Regions from separate parts of the Homo sapiens genome. Here regions 1 and 3 are each linked to region 2. Evidence: chromatin contacts called from ENCODE Hi-C or POLR2A ChIA-PET data. All regions are on one chromosome and are shown on one strand. Each heading gives the region's core, a stretch centred on a gene start or an enhancer-like site at or near the end of the contact. The rest is flanking DNA. Distances are from core to core; before and after follow the strand shown. Region 1 overlaps KLF2-DT (KLF2 divergent transcript). Region 2 overlaps AP1M1 (adaptor related protein complex 1 subunit mu 1). Region 3 overlaps KLF2-DT (KLF2 divergent transcript).

Region 1 (4,234 bases), core at 466-2,965, 55 kb before region 2:
CCCCAGTCATGCCAATACTGTGCATTATGGCTGGGGAGCCAAACAAATGCTCCCCAAGCATCTTCCCTCCCCAAGTATCTTCAAGAACTGGAAGGAGTTCCAGTTCCTCAGAGCCAGACACAATAACATATCCCAGACACTGGCCACTTGGCTGGAGGCCGAATTTTAATGGGAGGAAGTGGACATAGAAGAATATTGCCAGCTGCAGAACCTAGAGCCCCTACATAGTTCTCCTATCTTCTCCCCAGTTTCCCAATGTGGACACTTTACAGCCTCAAACAAGCATGCATCTGCCTGCATGTGTTTCTCTAACTTGCCGCCTGAAGACTGTCAACTGACCTATTTTAAAATTATTTAGGCCAGGCGCGGTGGCTCACACCTGTAATACCAGCACTTTGGGAGCTCTAGGCAGGCAGATCACCTGAGGTCAGGAGTTCGAGACCAGCCTGGCCAACATGGCGAAACCCCGTCTCTACTAAAAATACAAAAATTAGCTGGGCGTGGTGGTGCGCGCCTGTAATCCCAGCTACTCAGGAGGCTGAGGCAGGAGAATCACTTGAACCAGGGAGGCGGAGGTTGCAGTGAGCCAAGACTGTGCCACTGCACTCCAGCCTGGGGGACAGAGCCAGACTGTCTCAAAAAAAAAAAAAAAAAAGGTGGTAGGGGGTAAGCCGGCATGAGATGAGAAATGGACTCTTCAGGGGCTGGTAAGCAGGATTTCCCAACTTCAGCACTTGAGGCCGGATTATCTGTGTGGCAGAGGCCATCCCGTGCATTGTAGCATCCCTGGCCTGCACCCACCAGATACTATTAGGTTGGTGCAAAAGTCATTGCCGTTCTTGCCATTATTATTATTATTATTTTTTGAGATGGAATCTTATGCCGTCGCCCAGGCTGGAGTGCAGTGCTGCAGTCTCGGCTCACTGCAACCTCCGCCTCCTGGGTTCAAGCGATTCTCCTGCCTCAGCCTCCCCAGTGGCTGGGATGACAGGTGCGCGGCATCATGCTTGGCTGATTTTCGTACTTTTTTTTTTTTTTTTTGAGATGGTGTCTCGCTCTGTTGCCCAGGCTGGAGTGCAGTGGCGTGATCTCCGCTCACTGCAAGCTCCGCCCCCTGGGTTCATGCCATTCTCCTGCCTCAGCCTCCGGAGTAGCTGGGACTATAGGCGCCCGCCACCACACCTGGCTAATTTTTTTTGTATTTTTAGTAGAGACGGGGTTTCACAGTGTTCGCCAGGATGGTCTCGATCTCCTGACCTCGTGATCGACCTGCCTCAGCTTCCCAAAGTGCTGGGATTACAGGCGTGAGCCACCGCGCCCGGCCATGATTTTTGTATTTTTAGTAGGGACAGGGTTTCACCATACTGGCCAGGCTGGTCTAGAACTCCTGACCTCAGGTGATCCACCCGCCTCGGCCTCCCAAAGTGCTGGGTTACAGGCGTGAGCTACCGCGCCTGGCCCTTGCCATTACTTTTTTTTTAATGGCAAAACCCACAATTAATAGCATTCCCCCGACGCGCCTCCCCGAGTCGTGAGGACCAAAAATGTCTCTAGACGTTGCCAAGCTTTCTCAGGTGTGAACCTGTGTCTAACCATAAGAGGCCAGGCTGCACTTCAGAGCTGTGATTTGCATTTCTAGGAAACCCTGGGGGCTGTACTGGGTGTTCGACACCCTCCCCGACCCCAGCCCTGGGATGGAAACCTCTCTCCGTGTCACTGGTTCTGCATGGGGTATGTTGGACATTTGCAATTTGATAAGTAAAGTCCCAGCTCCCCTGACCCAGAGAAGTCTGTCCCTGAGTGATCTGCGCTGCATACCCAAAATAATGACTGATGACCCACAGAAGGCCTGGCACATGCGGTGTTCAGAACAAGAGAAAAGACAGGAACAGTGGGCAAATGCAGCCTGACTCATGCCGGCCGGCCGTGCAAGGAGTGCCAAGGCCTGACTCACAGCCCACGATGTCACACTTGCACCTGTGTCCCAGCAAGGGCGCCCCGTAAGAAAATATTGGCTAAACCCCTAGCAATCAAGCGGGGACGGCCCCGTGCCTGCACAAGCCTGTGGCGAGAAGGGGCATGGGGCCCACGACAGCCTTGTACACTTGGTGAACCCTGGGCTGTTTGCAGGAGGAAGGCTGACTCAGCCGAGGAGTGTGGAGACCCCCGGAGACCCCTGGGGAAGGGGAGTTTCAGAGGCTTCCCATTGTTGTTGTTTTTTTTTTTTTTTTTTTTTTTGAGGCAGAGTCTTCTTGGTCTGTCGCCCAGGCTGGAGTATAGTGGCACCATCTCGGCTTACTGCAACCTCTGCCTCCCGGGTTCAAGGGATTCTCTTGTCTCAGCCTCCTGAGTAGCTGGGATTACAGCATAGGCCACCATGCCTGGCTAATTTTTATATTTTTAGTAGAGATGGAGTTTCACCATGTTGGCCAGGTTGGTCTCGAACTCCTGACTTCAGGTGATCCACCCGCCTCGGCCTCCCAAAGTGCTGGGCTTAGAGGTGTTGTGAGCCACTGAGCCTGGCTTTATTTTTTTATTTTTTGAGATGGAGTTTCATTCTTGTTGCCCAGGCTGGAGTGCAGTGGTGCGATCTCGGCTCACTGCAACCTCCGCCTCCTGGGTTCAAGCGATTCTCCTGCCTCAGCCTCCCGAGTAGCTGGGAGTGCCTGCCACCACATCCAGCTAATTTTTTTGTATTTTTAGTGGAGACAGGGTTTCACTATGTTGGCCAGGCTGATTTCTAACTCCTGACCTCAGGCGATCCGCTCGCCTCAGCCTCGCAAAGTGCTGGGATTACAGGCGTGAGCGGCCGTGCTCAGCCGTTTTTTTTGTTGTTGTTGTTGTTTTTTTTTTTTAAGACGGAGTCTCCTCTCTCTCTGTTGCCCAGGCTGAAGGGCAATGGCGTGATCTGGTTCAATGCAACGTCGGCCTCCTAGGCTCAAGCGATCCTCCCACCTCAGCCTCCCGAGTAGTTGGGAATACATTTGTGCACCACCACACCTGGCCAATTTTATTGGTATTTTTTGTAGAGATGGGGTTTTGGGATTACAGGCTAAAGCCCAGGAGTTTGAGACTAGTTGTCCAAATAACTAGTACCCAGCCTGTATGCATTGATTTTTGTTTTAAACAACAACAAAAAAATTAAGGTGAGCTGGGCTCAGTGGCTCGCGCCTGTTATCCCAGTATTTTGGGAGAGGGAGGCAGGGGAATCACTTGAAGACCAGGAGTTTGGGACCAGCCTGGGCAACATAGAGTGCCCTCTGCCCACCCCACCAAAAAATAAAAATAAATTAGCTAGGTGTGGTTGCTCACGCCTGTAGTCCCAGCTACTTGGGGGGCTGAGGCGGGAGATCCAGGCTGCAGTGAGCTGTGATGCCACTGTGTACACCCCCTGTGATGGCACGTGTAATATACAAAGGGGGACAGGATGATCACACCTCCAATGTCACTGGGGTGTGTACACGCCCCTGTAATAATATACAGGGTGGGACAGGATGATAGTATCCCCAATATCGCAGGGGGCGTGTACACCCCCTGTAATACCAGTCATAATATACAGGGCATGACAGGATGATAGTACCCCCAATATCGCAGGGGGCGTGTACACCCCCTGTAATAGCAGTCATAATATACAGGGCGTGACAGGATGATGGTACCCCCAATATCGCAGAGGGCGTGTACACCCCCCTGTAATACCAGTCATAATATACAGGGGGGACAGGATGATAGTATCCCCAATATCGCGGGGGGCGTGTACACCCCCCTGTAATACCAGTCATAATATAGATGGGGGGACAGGATGATAGTACTTCCAATATCGCAGGGGGCGTGTACACCCCCCTGTAATACCAGTCATACGGGGGGGACAGGATGATAGTACCCCCAATATCGCAGGGGGCGTGTACACCCCCCATAATACCAGTCATAATATACAGGGGGGGACAGGATGATAGTACCCCCAATATCGCAGGGGGCATGTACACCCCTCTGTGATACTGGTCATAATATCCAGGGGAGGACAGGATGATAGTATTCCCAATATTGTAGGGGGTGTGTACACCCTCAAGTGATATTGTGCGTCATATCAAAGGGGGGACAGAATGATGGTACCCCCAATGTTACAGGGAGTGTGTACACCCCCCTGTGATATCACACATAATATTAATAATTAGCAACCACACCTAGCTAATTTATTTTTATTTTTTGGTGGGGAGGGCAGAGGGCACTCCATGTT
Region 2 (3,851 bases), core at 560-3,059:
AATCCATAGAGACATAAGGTAGATTGGTGTTACCTGGGGCTGGGGAAGAGGAATGAGGAGTGATTGCTGATGGGGACGGGGTTTCCTTTTGGGGTGATGGAAATGTTCTGGAATCAGACAGAGGTTGCACGACATTGCAAATGTCCTAAATGCCACTGAATTGTTCACTTTCAAATGGTTAACTGTAGCCGGGCACGGTGGCTCACACCTGTAAGCCCAGCACTTTGGGAGGCCGAGGCGGGAGGATCGCTTGAACCCAAGAGTTCAAGACCAGCCCTGGCAACCTAGTGACACCCTGTCTCTACCCAAAACTACAAAAATTAGCCAGGCATGGTGGCATGCGCCTGTTGTCCCAGCTACTCAGAGGTGGGAGGATCGCTTGAGCCCAGGAGGCCGAGGCTGCAGTGAGCTGTGATCGCACCACTGCACTCCAGCCTGGGTGACACAGTGAGACCCTGTCTCAAATAAAAAATAAAATAAAATAAAATGGTTAACCATGTGTTATGTGAATTTCACCTCAATTTCAATAAACAACAGCGCACTGGCCATATCAGGGTCTTTGTGTCATGTAAAAGAACCTCAGTGCTTAGAAAGAGCATCTGAGCAGTTCTTAATTGGTTGACAAGTGATCTTTTTCTTCTTTTAGAGACTCTTCTAACAAAATGGCATGAAGAGGCCCCCAGTGGACAGAGAAACAGGCCCAGAGAGGGCAAGGAGCCTGTTCAAGGTCACACAGCACGGGGAGCCAGGTTTGTGGGGCACAGCTTTGAACACGGGGCTTCCCTACCCACTCCAGGGGCAGGCCACTGGGCGTTTCCTCTTGTGGGGGGTAGTCTGAGTTTGTAGCCCCTGGATGAAGCTGGGTGGGCTCAGACTCAGTTCTCCATCTATTGAATAGGGAACTGGTGGGAAGTGGGTGAGGGGCACCCGCCTGCTGTCGTCCACACTGAGTCCCCAAGCCCCAGCACAGATGGCAGCTGGGGAGGATTCGTTGGGCAGCAATGGTGTGGCAGGACCTGCCGGGTTCTGGTGTACAGAGTCCAGCTCCAGCCTGTCTCTGAGCCTCAGTTTCCCCATGTGTGCAATGGGAGCTGCTGAACCCAGGCAGGGATTGGGCTGCCTGTGTGAGCTGAGGCTCCTCATGGACAGCAGGGTCAGTCTGAGCCTGGCTGCCCTGACTTGGTCCTCCCAGCCAGGCCAGGGACCCCAGCGTCCCCACCCACCCTCCATCTGTAGCTTCCCTGTCAATGTCCTGTGAGGAGGGGGAAGGAGTGTTTGACATTTCTGTGGCTTTTTTTTTTTGAGATAGAGTCTCACTCTGTTGCCCAGGCTGGAGTGCAGTGGCATGGTCTCGGCTCACTGTAACCTCTGCCTCCTGGGTTCAAGCGATTCTCCTGTCTCAGCTTCCTGAGTAGCTGGGATTACAGGCACCCACCACCATGCCCAGCTTTTTTTTTTTTTTTTTTTTTGACATTTTTAGTAAAGACAGGGTTTCACCATGTTGGCCAGGCTGGTCTTGAACTCCTGACCTCAAGTGATAAAGTGCTGGGATTACAGGCATGAGCCACCGCGCCCGTCCCCTGTGGCCTTTCTGAGCCTCAGTTTCCTCATCTTCACCATCAGGCTGCAGGGAGGACCCTCAGGAAGGATAGCAGTGGTGTTGGGGTCGCTGTGTTCAGAGAGGGCTGGAGTCTCCCTCTTCCCAGGCCTGTCCCGCACACCTCTCTCTGTGGCCTGGCCGGGTGGGTCTCCAAGCCGTGGTTTCTGACCCGTGGATGCCCCCTGGTGGTCACGGCTGGCAGAGCCTTGCATCCCCAGATCCCAGTCCCAGAGCAGTACTGCTCTGGACCCTAGAGACACAGCAGTGACAAATCAGATGGGGCGGGGGTGTCCTTGTGGAACTTCTAGGCAGACCAGGGGTGTGCCAGCAAAAGTGGAACAAATCACAGCTGCATGTTTCGACAAGCTGGAGTGGCTGGAGGGGAGGGGACACTTGAGTTGAGCAATGAATTTCAAGGAGGCAGCGGAGGCAAGGGTGCACCAGACAGAAGGCACTGGCAACTGCAAAGGTTCTGAGGTGAGAACAAGCTTGGGGCAAAGAGGCGCGAGTGGCAGGTGAAGAGGGAGGAAAGGCGAGAGTGGAAGCCAGAGGAGGACCAGCTGGACCCGGAGGACAAGGGAGCGGGGACTTTACTCTGAGGGCACTGGAGAGCCATGGGAGGATTTTGAGCAGGGGAGGGGAATGACCTGAATTACAATCTTTATTAAAAGATGGTCTTAGGCCATCACAGACATGCTGATGATGGCTCTATCTTTTATTATTTGGCCATAAATAATACATCATTTTGTTTCATGTAATTTTAAACTTTGCACACATAATGGGGACAACGTCCTTCAGCAAGTCACTCTTTTCCTTAGCATCATTTATTATTATTATTATTTTATCGTGTCTTGGCCTTTTGGCTAAGATCAAGTGTAGTTTTTTTTTTTTGAGACAGAGTCACTCTGTTGCCCAGGCTGGAGTGCAGTGGCGTGATCTCGGCTCACTGCAACCTCCGCCTCCCAGGTTCAAGCGATTCTCCTGCCTTAGCCTCCCGAGTAGCTGGGATTACACGTGCCTGCCACCATGCCCAACTAATTTTTTGTATTTTTAGTAGAGACGGGGTTTCATCATGTTGGCCACGCTGGTCTCAAACTCCTGACCTCAGGTGATCCAGCTGCCTCAGCCTCCCAAAGTGTTGGGATTACCGGCGTGAGCCACCTACACCCAGCCCCTAGCATTGTTCATACTGTTCTAGCTATTGTTTTTTTTTTTTGATAGGGTTTTATTCTAAATATTCTTTTATTTGGGGGTCCACTAGCCTGTATCGTGTTTTGTGAATTAGAAAAAGAAACCCCTTTCTCGCTATGTGGCTGGAACTCTAGGCCAGGGATCACAGCTTGGTGAGCAGAAGCTCTCTACCCTTGGGAAGTGAATACCTCACACAACCCTAGACATGTGTCCTGTTCTAATCGTTTTAATGTCTTTAAATCTATAGTAATGTCTCCCCCAACCCAATTCCAGTAACAGCTATGTGTGCTTTCTTTTCATGTTGATCAATTTCCCTAGCGGTTTTTCAATTTCATTCATTTTTTTTTAAATAAACTCACTTTGTTGATTTTCTTTATTGAGTGTTTCTTTTCCATTTTCTTTGTATCTACTCCCTATTATTTCCTTCTTTCTGTGCTCTTACATTTATTTTGTTGTTCTTTTTCTAACTTCTTGAGATGGAGGCTTAGATCATTATTTTAGCCTTTATATATGTATATATGTGTACACATTTAATATCTACTCATATATATTTCTTTCTTTTTGAGATGGAGTTTTGCTCTTGTTGCCCAGGCTAGAGTGAAATGGTGAGATCTTGGTTCACTGAAACCTCCGCCTCCCAGGTTCGAGTGATTCTCCTGCCTCAGCCTCCCGAGTAGCTGGGATTACAGGCACATGCCGCTGTGCCCGGCTAATTTTTGTATTTTTAGTAGAGATGGGGTTTCACGATGCTGACTTCAGGTGATCCACCTGGGCTGGCCTCCCAAAGCGCTGGGATTACAGGCTTGAGCCACCTCGCCCAGCCTAGAATTGTAACTCTCAAACATTCAAAGGAAAACAATGACTTTATTTTTATTTTTTAAATTATTTATTTATTTTAGCCCCCTGCCTTTTTAAATATAAGCTCTCATCATTCAAGCAATGACTTTTTTTAAAAGCCACAAACAATCTGTAATAAATCCAGAGAGGACATAAAAGAGAACATAGAAAGGACAAAAATAGAAAACAAAGTAAGACGGTAGATTTAAATTTATACTTAAAT
Region 3 (4,316 bases), core at 1,737-4,236, 36 kb before region 2:
AAACACATAGAGAGACAGAGAGACAGAAAAGAGTCACAGACCCAGAGAGACAGAGAGAGAGGGAGAGAGAGACTCAGAGAGAGAGAGAGAGACCCAGAGAGAGAGAGTGAGACCCCCCCACACAGAGAGACACACAGAGAGAGGGAGGGACAGAGAACAGGATGGAGAGAGGCAGGCAGGGCAGGACCCTGGGACTGGTTGATGGAATTCCAGCTCCTGCGACTTTGGAACAAAAGCCCCCTATGAAGTGAAAGCCACCATTGGACAGATGAGGAAACCGAGGCCCGAGGTCCCTGCCTCCACACCCCATGGCCCAGGGCTGCAGACACTGCTCCCCGCAGAGACCCTAACCACCGGCCACAGCCCTTGGCCTCTCCAACACCCGCCATCCTCTCTCCCCTCAAGTCCCCCGCTGCTGCTGGCCCATAACAACTCCCCTTTGGCCAGTTAAAAATAGCCCACGTCAGAGCCCATGGAGGACGCTGATGACTCCTGAAAGGGGCTTCGGAGCCAAGGCGGCCTCGATCTGCAGGCCGCAGTCTGGGACGGCGCTAATTGTGGCAACAAGCAGCGTACAAAGGCGCCCTTCAGGGGAGCTGGCACTGCGGGCTCAGATTTCTGGAGAGCAAATATGTCTTTCATTTCCCTGAGCCCCACCGGGGCTCTGCCCTAACGGCAGAAGAACACGCCTCCCTGGAAGGGAACAGGATCTTGTTTTGGGGGGCAGGGAGCCCCAGCGCCCCTGTGAACAGCAGGAAGCCAGCCATCGGCACCTAGGACAGTCCCCAGCATGCCTGGAGCAGCCCCTGGTATAAAGCCAGTCGGGAAGCTTTCTTTCCTGTTCAGTTTGGTGAAAGCCCTTGTGTAAGGTTGGTGCAAACGTAATTGCTTAAAAGTCATGGCAAAAACCGCAATTACGTTTGCACCAACCTATCAAAGTGATGCTCTCTCTTCCTTAGATGTTTAGGGGAAATTTACCAGGGACGCCATCCAGACCTGGAGTTTTCTTTGTAGAAAGGCTTTTGTTTGTTTAGAGACAGGGTTTCACTCTGTCGCCCAGGCTGGAGTGCAGTGGCACAATCATAGCTCACTGCAGCCTTGACCTCCTAGGCTCAAGTAATCCTCCCACCTCAGCCTCCCAAGTAGCTGGGACTGGTTGATGGAATTCCACCTCCTGCGACTTTGGAACAAAAGCCCCCTATGAAGTGAAAGCCACCATTGAAACCCACCATGTCTGGCTAATTTTAAAATGTTTTTGTAGAGATGGGGTCTCACTGTGTTGCCCAGGCTGGTCTCAAACTCCCGAGGTTAAGTGAGTCTCCTACCTCAGTCTCCCAAAGTGCTGAGATTATAGGCACAAGCCACCAAGCCCAGCTAATTTTTATATTTTTTGTAGAGATGGGATCTTGCTATGTTGCCTAGGCTAGTCTTGAACTCCTGGCCTCATGTGATCCTCCTGCCTTGGGCTCTCAAAGTGCTGGGATTACAGGCACCCACCACAATGCCTGGCCTGTAGGAAGTTCTTTTTACAACAATGTTGATTTATCCCATAGACACAGGGATATTCGGGTGATCTATTTCTCCTCCTCCTCCTTCTCCTCCTTCTTCCTCCTCCTCCTCCTCCTTCTTCCTCCTCCTCTTCTTCTTTCTACTTTCTTCTTCCTCTTATTCCTCCTCTTCCTCCCCTTCCCCTTCTCTTTCTTCTTCCTCTTATTCCTCCTCTTCTTCCCCTTCCCCTTCTCTTTCTTCTTCTTTCTTTTCTGTTTTTTTGAGACAGAGTCTCACTCTGTTGTCCAGGCTGGAGTACAATGGCACGATCTCAGCTCACTGCAACCTCCACCTCCGGGGTTCAAGCAATTCTCCTGCCGCAGCCTCCTGAGTAGCTGGGATTACAGTGGCCGCCACCATGGCCAGCTAATTTTTGTTGTTTAGTAAAGACGGGGTTTCACCATGTTGGCCAGCCTGGTCTCAAACTCCTGACCTCAGGTGATCCGCCTGCCTCGGCCTCCCAAAGTGCTGGGATTACAGCACGAGCCATCGCGCCCGGCCGATCTATTTGTTCTTAAGTAAGCTTTGGTAATTTGTGTCTTTCAAGGAATGTGTCCATTTCATCCCTGTCACTGAATATTTTGGCATCGAGATGTTTATAACATGTCCTTGTGATCCTTTTTGTATGTGTTGAATCTGTTGTGGGGTCACCTAGGCTTGGAAGCCTCAAACCCTGGCATTGACCCCAGACACAGGCTTTTGCTCTTCTTGCTGTCTGGGCAGCTGTTCCGATGGCAATGACAACTCTAAAAATCTGCTTGTGGCCAGGCGCAGTGGCTCATGTCTGTAATCCCAGGACTTTGGGAGGCCGAGATGGGGGGATCTCTTGAGCCCAGGAGTTCGAGACCAGCCAGGGCAATATAGTGATACCTTGTCTTAACTGAAATTCAAAAGAAAACTAGCCAGGCGTGGTGGCGTGCATCTGTGGTCCCAGATACTTGGGAGGCTGAGGAGGGAGGATCACTTGAGCCTGGGAGGTTGAGGCTGCAGAGAGCCGTGATCTTGCCACTGCACTCCAGCCTGGGTGACAGAGTGAGACCCTGTCTCAAAACAAAACAAAACAAAACAAAACAAAATCTGCTTATGAAAGGGCAGACATCCATTTCCCAGGTCACACCCTCCTAACTCCCAAAGCTTAACTTCTGTGTTTAGTGCTTACAACAGCATAGGAGCTATTGTTAGTTCCATTCTACAGATGGAGAAACTGAGTCCCAGCGTTAGGTGGCAGAGCCGGGATTTGAACCCTGGCTGCCAGCGCCCCCCAGCCTGGGTGCGCTACATCGTCACTGCCAGGCACAGCCAAAATCACGGCCCAACCTATCTGGGTGGCGGCGGGGGGCAGGGATTCCTCTACCCTGACAGCAGCTTGAGGTTACGTTCTTTGCTGGAGAAAAGCGTTTTGAAACAGAAACGCCCACGGTGTCCCTGACGCTGAGTTGTGGAAGTGAGGCCGACTTGGGGCTCTGAACTTGGCTGGTGTCTTCCCCAGCCAGGGGCCCAGAGGCGGGGGTTTGGCCTTCCCGAGGCCCCAAACCACCTGCTCGGCCCTGCGTCCAGCCGGCCGGCGCCCGAGTGAGCGAACAAGGGGACCCTCCGCTGTCTTTATATACCGGAGTTATTTTTAACCATCGCCTCCCAGAACATTACGGAGCTTCCTCTCTCCAACACGCAGGAAACCCTACTTGGCTGTGCTTCCTGCTAACACGAGGCCCTGCGATTGCTGAGAACAACAGCCCCGAGACTGCGCGGCTCCGGGGGGAAAAAAACCTGGCCCCCTTTCAAGCCTTGACAGAAAACCTTTCAGAGCCCTGAACTCCCACCAGCCCGAGGACGGCTCCGATAGCTCTGACAAATGAGCCGGGACTGTGCCCAGGGCTCCCAGGCTGGGAGGGGACCCCGGCTCCCTTGTTCCTTCCTAAGGTCGGAAAAAAAAGCGCGTGTCCCTTCCTCCACCACAGAGGAACAGAGAAGTGTTTGCATTGGTGGATTTTTAAATACTTGTTTATTTTTATTAAAGTGCAATTCACATGAAATTAACCATTTTTAAAGTAGTGGCATTTTATACATGCAGTGTTGTGCAACCGCCACCTCTACTTAGTTCCAGAATATTTTCATCACCTTAAAGGGATACCCTGTCCCCATTACCAGTCACTTCCCATTTCTCCACCCCCAGTCCCTGGCAAACACCAATCTGTTTTCTGGCCCTATGGATTTGCCTCTGTGGGCATCTCACATAGATAGGATTGTACAATATGTGGCCTTTTATGTCTGGTTTCTTTTACTCTAGGTAATATTTTCTTTTTTTTTTTAATTTCTTTTTTCTTTTCTTTCTTTTTTTTTTTTTTTGAGACAGAGTTTCACTCTTCTTGCCTAGGCTGCAGTGCAATGGCACGATCTCGGCTCACTGCAGCCTTGACCTCTGGGGTTCAAGCGATCCTCCTGCCTCAGCCCTGCACCATGTGCCACCATGCCCAACTAATTTTCCTATTTTTAGTACAGACAGGGTTTCACCATGTTGGCCAGGCTGATCTGGAACTCCTGACCTCAGGTGATCCACCTGCCTCGGCCTCCCAAAGTGCTGGGATTACAGGCATAAGCCACCGCACCCGGCCCAACTTCCAGTTTCTTCTTTCTGCCCACTCCCTCTCCACGTGGCTCATCAAAGTGTGGAGTTTGTTTCATGGTGGTTACAGCACAACCCCTCCCCATCCACCTGTGCATCCACTCATTCGTTCCTTTAAACATTTATTCAATCAATCCTTCCCCAT

What was found. A loop is a pair of places that touch in the nucleus more often than their neighbours do. ChIA-PET counts read pairs that join two places held with the same protein, here RNA polymerase II (POLR2A). Pooled maps may share reads with other maps.
Region 1: a map with no recorded cell type shows a loop between it and region 2 (2.9-fold over the local background). The contact joins two enhancer-like sites. A Hi-C loop is called at or near these places in 10 of 168 maps with a recorded cell type or tissue (GM11168, endothelial cell of umbilical vein, heart left ventricle and 2 more), 2 of 37 single-sample maps with no recorded cell type and 10 of 50 pooled maps. POLR2A ChIA-PET finds 5 or more read pairs at or near these places in 16 of 52 experiments (AG04450, B cell, Caco-2 and 13 more).
Region 3: a loop to region 2 is called in a map of heart right ventricle, with 2.6 times the contacts of the local background. The contact joins two enhancer-like sites. A Hi-C loop is called at or near these places in 18 of 168 maps with a recorded cell type or tissue (B cell, CD14-positive monocyte, CD8-positive, alpha-beta T cell and 7 more) and 18 of 50 pooled maps. POLR2A ChIA-PET finds 5 or more read pairs at or near these places in 10 of 52 experiments (Caco-2, HEK293, activated B cell and 7 more).

Annotation. Positions count from the first base shown.
Region 1 is chr19:16,299,877-16,304,110 of GRCh38, reverse strand. The region is part of intron 1 of KLF2-DT (KLF2 divergent transcript); the gene reads left to right. Among named protein-coding and RNA genes, the nearest start is that of KLF2-DT, 23 kb to the left of the region's middle. RefSeq lists a silencer at 1,606-1,675 and an enhancer at 1,876-1,935. Within about 2 kb of position 1,715, at least 6 of the 41 ENCODE cell types and tissues checked have a DNase peak (open chromatin) inside an H3K27ac peak, as active enhancers do.
Region 2 is chr19:16,245,714-16,249,564 of GRCh38, reverse strand. AP1M1 (adaptor related protein complex 1 subunit mu 1) reads right to left here. Exons shown (of 12, transcript NM_032493.4): 12 at 3,659-3,851. Among named protein-coding and RNA genes, the nearest start is that of AP1M1, 50 kb to the right of the region's middle. Within about 2 kb of position 1,809, at least 2 of the 41 ENCODE cell types and tissues checked have a DNase peak (open chromatin) inside an H3K27ac peak, as active enhancers do; they include heart right ventricle, where a contact is called at or near this core.
Region 3 is chr19:16,282,626-16,286,941 of GRCh38, reverse strand. It overlaps KLF2-DT (KLF2 divergent transcript), which reads left to right. Exons shown (of 2, transcript NR_186323.1): 2 at 3,221-3,583. Among named protein-coding and RNA genes, the nearest start is that of KLF2-DT, 40 kb to the left of the region's middle. Within about 2 kb of position 2,986, at least 33 of the 41 ENCODE cell types and tissues checked have a DNase peak (open chromatin) inside an H3K27ac peak, as active enhancers do; they include heart right ventricle, where a contact is called at or near this core.